Linked DNA regions of Mus musculus: all the other regions are linked to region 3. A link is a loop called in an ENCODE intact Hi-C map of the cell type or tissue named here. Cell type or tissue: heart. All regions are shown on one strand.

Region 1 (2,500 bases), 530 kb after region 3:
AAAACTCTCAACTGAGATACTCTCTCAACTCAGAACCAAGAACTCCCACAGAGCAAAGACTTCTGGAGCTTAGTTCCCACCAGTATCTCCTACAGCATTTGACAAAAGTGAACTCCTTGAGGAAGGGCCAACAGAACAACAAATAGGAGATTTGGAATGTTGCAAGGGGGAAAGTATAATTTTATACAGATGTATTTTATTGGCTTTTATTATCTCTTGCTGGTGCCTTGATTTGCATTCACAAGCAAGGCAAAACCTTTTAAAATACCATAATTACTGACTCTATTAAGATTAGTGATAAATCTTGTCTTATAGAAAATGTATAAATAAAATGTAACAGAAAGCACACAAGTAGGTTTAAAATTGTTGTTGAGTCACTAGTAAATGGTTATTGTGTGCAGAGGGCAAGCTGAATCCACTACCAGATTGTGACTAATACATTCTATTCTGGAGTTAATGTATATCTGTTTACACATTTAGTCTATGTTCAAAACTTGAACGAAACTAATCCTTTTGGATGGTATTTTGCCTTTCAAATATATTGAAAATAAACTCATCTTTAAGATAAGCATGTGTGGCATCCTTGAATTTTGGAAAACCTGTTACATTTCAAAGTTCAAAGATTACAAGAAAGATGTCAAACTTTTTTCTGATACTTATATAACTGAACTGCTCATTTCAATTGCTGGTGTCATATTTTATTTTCCAGTATACTCCTTTACTTCAACTTGATTAAAAATATTGACTCTCGAGTCGAAAATTAATATTCTTTAAAAAAATTTTCAATGTAGCCAATGTAATGTTTTCAGTTGTTTTTAGTAAAAATAATGAAAAAAAGAAATGGTTTAAAAAACGCTGACCTACACATACATGGACAAGCTTTGCATCTTCTAATTTTCTAAACTCTGCTTAAAACGGAGAAATGGAAGCTCAAGAAGATAGCTTTAGACAAAAGAAAAAAAAATCACCATTTAGGACTTGAGTGTGGTGTGTTGAGGGACTTCTATAGGCAGGAGGAGACCAGCAAAATATCTTGGCATAAGGATTAGGTTCTTAGACTCATTCATCATAGAAACAAGAAATCGAAATCTGCTAGATGTTATTGTCTAGAAGTGAACTGGCCAATGCTTAAATCTCAACCCTACACCCTGTTTCTCCATGACTTAGAACCTACAAGCCAAGGATGCTCCGGTACCGCCCACCTCCCAGGCAATACAGGCTCCGCCCAGCTAGTCAGGCAGTTCCGACCTGTAGGCCTCCTCTGTCACTGCCGCTCTACCTGTTTTCCTCAACCCTTCCTCATATTCCCATAACCCCCACTTCCCCCCAAAGATATAAAGCAAGAAGAACTGGAACGTGTAGCAGAGGCCTGTGAGTGGAAGCGAAGGCCGTGCTTTTGTAGTCCACCGAGTCAGGCTTTCAGGCATCGCTCGGGGCAGCCCCACAGGTACCGGGTCCCTGAATGCAGAGGGAGGCCTAGCGCCACAGTTCGGCACGCTGATTGGCTGTTCGCCGCGCCACTGAAGGAACCCGGATGTGCCTGTGGAGCTGTGTTGGCAGTCTGCGCGCGGAGATTTGGGCACTCTTTGGGTGCCCAGGGCTAGGCGGATGGCTCAGGATTGGGCGGGCTTCTCTGAGGAAGAGCTGAGGAGACTAAAGCAGAATAAAGGTAAGGTGTACTTGCGCGCGGGTGTGGAGTCTCGAGTCTGAAGGACAGGAGGCCGTCTTAGTGGGCGAGGGGGCGTGGGGGCTGGAACTCCAAGTTGGGGGACAGGGGTGGTGGGATTCCCTAGGTGTCTTTGCTGCAGAGGCCAGAGGGACGGCCCAGGGGTTTCTCTTTTAGCATCTGTTTTCTGATGATTTGATGTTTTCCTGTAAAAAGGAATGAGGTTAGGAAGAGAAAGCGAAGCCACCACCTGAATGGCCCCTAAGGGAGGCTTTTAACCCAAACCAATGGTTGTAAACTTGGGTTCAGGGTGAATGAAGACTAATACTGCATATACAGCATCATAATTGTGAACTTATAAAACCAGATATTTGGGAAAGGTGTCATGAGAGTGAATCAACGCAGAAGAAGTGGTATTTATGATCCATCCGCATTGCCTTTACTTCTGGCTACCAGATGAGTTTGCATTTCTTTCCAGTTCTTGGGAGTCAGCAAACTAAAAGGACTTTTCGAGAGGTTAGATTTGAAGTGCGTGTGTGTATTTGTGTGTACATGCACAGTGCACTTACATGTCTGTCTCTTCTGCCTTCAGGGACAGTGGAAATCTGCTGCCCCGGATGGGGCGGGGGGCTTTCTGGAATAATTATAGATCACTGTATGGGCTTGCGATAACGCTGCTTCTGATTTATTAAGTTTTCCAGTACTTGGTAGGAAAGGATGTAAAATGCTCTTGACCTGTGATTGCAATTTCACAAAAATGTCTGTGGTAGGCTTGGAAATGCCCATCACTTCTGTGAGAACTTTGTGCCACTCTTGGCAACATTTTAAAAAGTA
Region 2 (2,500 bases), 150 kb after region 3:
AATGAAGTAATTATGTCCAAAAAACCAAATCTATGTGCTCTTTGCAGTGGATTAGCAACAGAGCTTTAACGAAAAATAGAGACTCTACATTAGCATTTTAAAAGATTTATTCACTGCTCCCTCACAGTTGGTTCAGTGAGAGGTATATTTTTCTAACCATGGGTGGTCTTATTTTTCTACAGACATTAAGGAATCTCACAAAATTTCCTTTTTCTTGGTGTAGCTGATATCATACATATGTAAAAAAAAAAAATAGTAGGCTTTCGCATGCCAAGGTCTTAATAATAATGAACTTCCTACAGAAATTATACAGTGTATGTGACCGTCAAGTGAGTAAAGTGGACCAAGACCAGCTGACTGAACATCTCAATCCAGTCTTGCATAAAGCAAAAACCACCACGTCCGTCTTTATTCCACACACCCCACCATGATTTATGAATCTCAAACTGAACACAAATTGGTGATGTGACAGAATTCATTTCCAAGCTTCCATGGGATTTATCTATTGAGGAATCCAGGAGAGTGGGGCAGAACAAAAAACAAAACCTAGGAAATATGGGATTTATCTCGCCTAACCTGCCTCTTAATGAGGTTATAGATTAATGTAGCAAGGACATCATCAGATGCTGTCAGGACACCTCCAAGCCAAAGAGGACCTCGCGCCCCCGCAGGGCCCATCCTTTATTCCACCCCATCATTTTCTCCTCTTTCTTTCCTTCCCTGCGTCCCACCCCTTCTCGTGTCTAGCTCTGCCCCTGGACATCCCATGGTCAGCCGGGAAACACCTAAGGACCTGCTCAGGGCGGAGCCCGGGTCATCACCTTTTGAGGTATCTGGCGTCCTCGCCTTGCATGGCGGCGGCGGCGGCGGCAGCGGCGTGGGGAGAATGGGAGTGTCTGAGAATCTGGGAGGGCTACTTCCGGAGACCCGGCCAAAGTACCCTCAAAGCAGAGCGGTGACAGTCCCAAGGCCTGCAAGGCGGGGCGGCGGTGGCGGTGGCGGTGGCGGCGGCGGCGGCGCAGCGGTTACCACGGTGAACCCGCCGGCTCCTCCCACTGCTCCTGGGCCCCAAAACACTGGAGCAGCCCAGACCCGCCCAGAGCCGTCAGGGCCGAACTCTCCGCAAGGCGCATGCGCTCACGCGACAGCTACAGTCTGCGCAGGCTCAGGGTGAGGCTCCTGCGACAAATCTGACGCTCCCAGGAACAGCGCAGGAAGGGTTTGGTACTGATCTGGGAGCCTGTGATTTAGAGGCATATTCCTGGTCACTGCCCCCTGGAGGATGGGAAAGGAAGAAGCATTGCAAGCTGCAAAATTGGAACGTAAAGTCCTTAGCGTGAAAGGAGACAAGGTAACCAGTGAACCTTCTAGCTAACTAATGATGGTGATCAGACTAGCCTTTGACAACAACTTCTTTGGTGGAGCTTCTATTTTGGAACATGTAAAAGGTTCTGCATTGATTGCACTGAATTCTAGCTGGTGGAAATAGTCTGTGATGTGGATTGGATCAACTTTGAAAGTGGCATTTAAAATCCCAAAGTAGAAAACACTCCCTTCCATTATAACAAGCCAACTTCTGAACTTCCAAATCGTCCACTGATTAACTTTAACTCAAGATTCTTGAGAAATTGTTTCTTCTAAGGCAAATAATTGCTGACAATTTGGAGAGAGAAAAGAGCCGCTTTTTAGCCAAAGCAAGCTGTCTGCTCTGCTTTGAGATCCTTTAACCTGTCCATCACCGTCTTCTGGTATCACATTGTTAGCCATTCCTTCAAAAGAGTTAATAGTGATAGATTTTTATGCATAAAATGTCATGCAGAGAGACATTAAAGAGATGTTTTATGCCCCTACCAACTCACACCAATTAAATTTATTTCTGATAAAGTTGTAACTATTCTTTCAATTTATCAATAAGGAATTCCAGGCAAACTACATTCTCCATATTTATCAAAGTCTTCTTAACAAACTGTCACAAAGTTCTGTCTTATCGTTAAGGTAGTCATTATCTGCAGCTTTTTCTCTCCATCCACACTCTGATGATTAGTCTAATCGGTTCACACATGGGATTCTTCCTAACTGGACTTTCTATTTCAAATATTGATTATTCAAACCAAGGCAAAAAATGCACAAATTATCGTTCACAACATCTTTAACAATAAAAGCAAGGCACACTACTTTAAAGCAGTGGTTCTCAACTTGTGAGTCATGACCTCTCTGTGGGTGGAAGGACCCTTTCACGAAGGTCTCTAAAGTCATTGGAAAACACGAATATTTACATCAAGAGTCATAACAGTAACAAAAGTACAGTAGTTACGAAGTGGCAACCAAAATCATTTTATGGTTGGGGGTCACCACAACGTGAGAAACTTATTAAAGGGTCATAGTGTTAGGAAGGTTGAGAACCACTGCTTTAAAACTTCTGTAAAGGCTGGCAACGAAGCCTGCCTCCACCTCTGAGAATGTGAGTTCTATCTCTGGGACCCACACCATGGGAGGAGAG
Region 3 (2,500 bases):
CGAGGACTGGATTTGAGAACACACAAGGCGGTCACTCTGGTTCTCCCCACGCCTGTATCTAAGAGGCAGGACCGCTGGCACCAGCAGTGTTTTACAACCCTCAGGACGGAGCTGAAAGGAGCTTATGGAAATGCAAGACATAAGGAACACTCCCAACTCCACGGATTTTTTCTTGGTTTGGGAAGTAAGAAGGGGACTATGAAATAGTGCCAGGTAGCTTTGAAAGTCACACGAAGGTAGAAAAGGATATTCTAATATGGCATTTTTACTGACTATACCACTTATACTTTCTATAATGAAACGTCGAGTTGACAGTCTAGGATGTGACTGTACACTTTAATCTATCTATGTCTTCCATCCTTCTCATTTCTTTGGCTTCAGGCGAAGCTTCTGAAGGGTTCCATTTGGTTTGGGAGCAGCACCTTGCCTAGGTATTCAACCACATACCACGTGTGCTCTGGGGGAAGTATGTCCCTTAGTTCTCCCGACAGTAGAGACTCTCTTCGGTTCTAGTTCCCTTCGCTTCAAAGAGCCAAAGGTTATGACTTGCCCGAGAGTCCTAAGGATATGTACTCGTTGGCACTTAGATACTGGGTGACAAATCTTACCAGCGGCCCTGTCTCGGCCACGTATGTTCCCTGTCAGGAACTCAACCGCATTGTGCTAGCTGACAAGCAAAACATGTAGTCTCTGTGGACTAAAAGTACTCCGAGGTGTGACATCAGCTCAGAGCACACACATGTCCCCCAACCCAGCAGCAGCAGCGATCCCAGAACTCAGCAAAAGCGACCTTGGGAGATGTTGTTGTCTTTTCTACACGTGAAGCCCGGGGGCTGAGTGTGGACGCTCGTCGGGGACCCTGCACCGCGCGGCCTTCCCGCTGGACTCCAGGCCCGGTCTCTCGGCCCTCCACCGGCCTCGGCCGGCGGGGCTCACCCGAGACGCCAGGCACAGGGGCACCCCGAACTCCCCGGGGCAGCGCTCAACCGGCCGCCCCGGCTCGCTTCCCGCCCCGCCGTCCAGGCCGCACGGCTCCCGGTTACCTGCGGGCGGCGGGAGGAGGCTGGCGGCTCCGCTCCCTCTTGGCCCGCGGCTGGCTCCGACGCTCAGACCCCGGCTCCTCCACCCACAGACACCCCCGAGGACCCGGCTCCGGCGGCTCTCCGAGGGCCCGGAAGCGGCTCAACAGCCGGGCCTTCAGTTCCTCCGACGCCACCACCGAGGCGCGAACCCGGAACCGAGCTAGAGCGGCCGCACAGGTGCTGCGAGGGCGCGGGCCCGGGTAGGTGTGGGCGCCAGGGGAGCCTGCGCCGCACGCCTGTTCCCGGCAGCCGGCTCTGGCGGCAGGGAAGCCTCTCTGCGTGTGTCTTCAGCCCGACTGCAGGGGCATCCCGGTTTTCATGTTTGGGTTTTTAACCAGCCGCTTTTGAGTTCATTTCCGCCCGAATCCAAAATGGCCACCTCTGGCTTCAGACAAGTAAGGGGGCGGGGAGGAGGAGGAGAGGAGTTTGGGGCTGAGCCAGAACTTTTCCGGTTGTGACTGCCCCCTCAGCATCCTGGCCACCAGGATTGGCCTGCTGTCAGAGAAGATATGTATGTATGTATGTATGTATGTATGTATGTATGTATGTATGTATGTATGTATGTATGTATTTAGTGAAGTCAGAAATCATGGCGATTAACGCTTGAGACTTAATTAAGGCTTAAGGTTTCAGATGGAAAACCTGGAATCATAATTCAGCGAAATAGTACAATTAGAAGGAATGTCACGCAAGACCGGAGAGGACCGGACAGGAGGGAAGAAAGTGAAGAGGAGAAAAGGGGAAGGGAGGAGAGGGGAAATAAGGATGGGGGGGGGGTGTGTGGGAAAGGAACGGAGGAAGAGAAGACTACACCTGTGATAGAATTACCAGCTCCAATATCCGCTGACTTCTTGTTCTCTTCGAAAGTTCACCTTCGTTACAATAACCGAAGACTAAATGATCAACCCATTTGCGTGTGGGAGGTCGCAGCCAGCCTCTGCCTTCCTGGTAAAGAATGTAGATAAAGTAACATCAGCTACCACGTCCTGTAAGGCAAGTCAGAATGAGACCAGGATTGTCTTGATCAATTTATTTTGTGCCTTTCTTTTCCTGGAGGAGTAGAATTGAGCCACTTCAACCAGGGCAAGAAATCCACTGGGAGGATGATGCATTCCTGACTCACATCTATGCTGTATCGTTCGCTCTGGGTGCTTGCTCGCATTCTCATCCATTCTTTGATCACTAATCCTAGTCCAGCTGTGGATGGGATCCTGGGTAGCATGTAGCCTGTTTTCTCAAACACGATGGTCACCTACTCCTCTAAAATTAACACTAGAAGACAGTTCCCTGCTGCATGTGTAAGACATGATTGGAAGGGACACACTCAATACTTCTACCATCTACTCACTTCATTTATCCTGGTGTCACTCAGGTTTCTAAATAAACCATCTCTTACATCTCTGCATTAAGATTCCAGA

What was found. A loop is a pair of places that touch in the nucleus more often than their neighbours do. Peaks named below come from ENCODE experiments on the same cell type or tissue, not always from the same donor. Only the 100,000 strongest peaks of a DNase experiment are listed, where the experiment ranks them.
Region 1: it touches region 3 in a loop (2.3-fold over the local background); 5 of 42 quality-filtered maps call a loop at or near these places.
Region 2: a loop joins it to region 3, with 2.6 times the contacts of the local background. A loop is called at or near these places in 4 of 42 quality-filtered maps.

What each region holds. Positions count from the first base shown.
Region 1 is chr1:163,402,692-163,405,191 of GRCm38, reverse strand. It overlaps Gorab (golgin, RAB6-interacting), which reads left to right and starts at 1,523. Exons shown (of 5, transcript NM_178883.6): 1 at 1,523-1,669. The coding sequence starts at 1,609. In heart, no CTCF peak of the experiment used is centred here; a DNase peak (open chromatin) is centred at 1,471; H3K4me3 peaks cover 1,669 bases; H3K27ac peaks cover 1,353 bases.
Region 2 is chr1:163,778,224-163,780,723 of GRCm38, reverse strand. It overlaps Kifap3 (kinesin-associated protein 3), which reads right to left and starts at 1,141. Exons shown (of 20, transcript NM_001305643.1): 1 at 822-1,141. The coding sequence starts at 853. Gm51663 (predicted gene, 51663) reads left to right here and starts at 1,184. Exons shown (of 2, transcript NR_165475.1): 1 at 1,184-1,351. In heart, a CTCF peak has its summit at 1,279 (motif pointing left); a DNase peak (open chromatin) is centred at 1,153; H3K4me3 peaks cover 1,392 bases; H3K27ac peaks cover 922 bases.
Region 3 is chr1:163,928,730-163,931,229 of GRCm38, reverse strand. Scyl3 (SCY1-like 3 (S. cerevisiae)) reads right to left here and starts at 1,465. Exons shown (of 14, transcript NM_028776.5): 1 at 1,044-1,465. In heart, no CTCF peak of the experiment used is centred here; DNase peaks (open chromatin) are centred at 1,249 and 1,489; H3K4me3 peaks cover 2,172 bases; H3K27ac peaks cover 1,423 bases.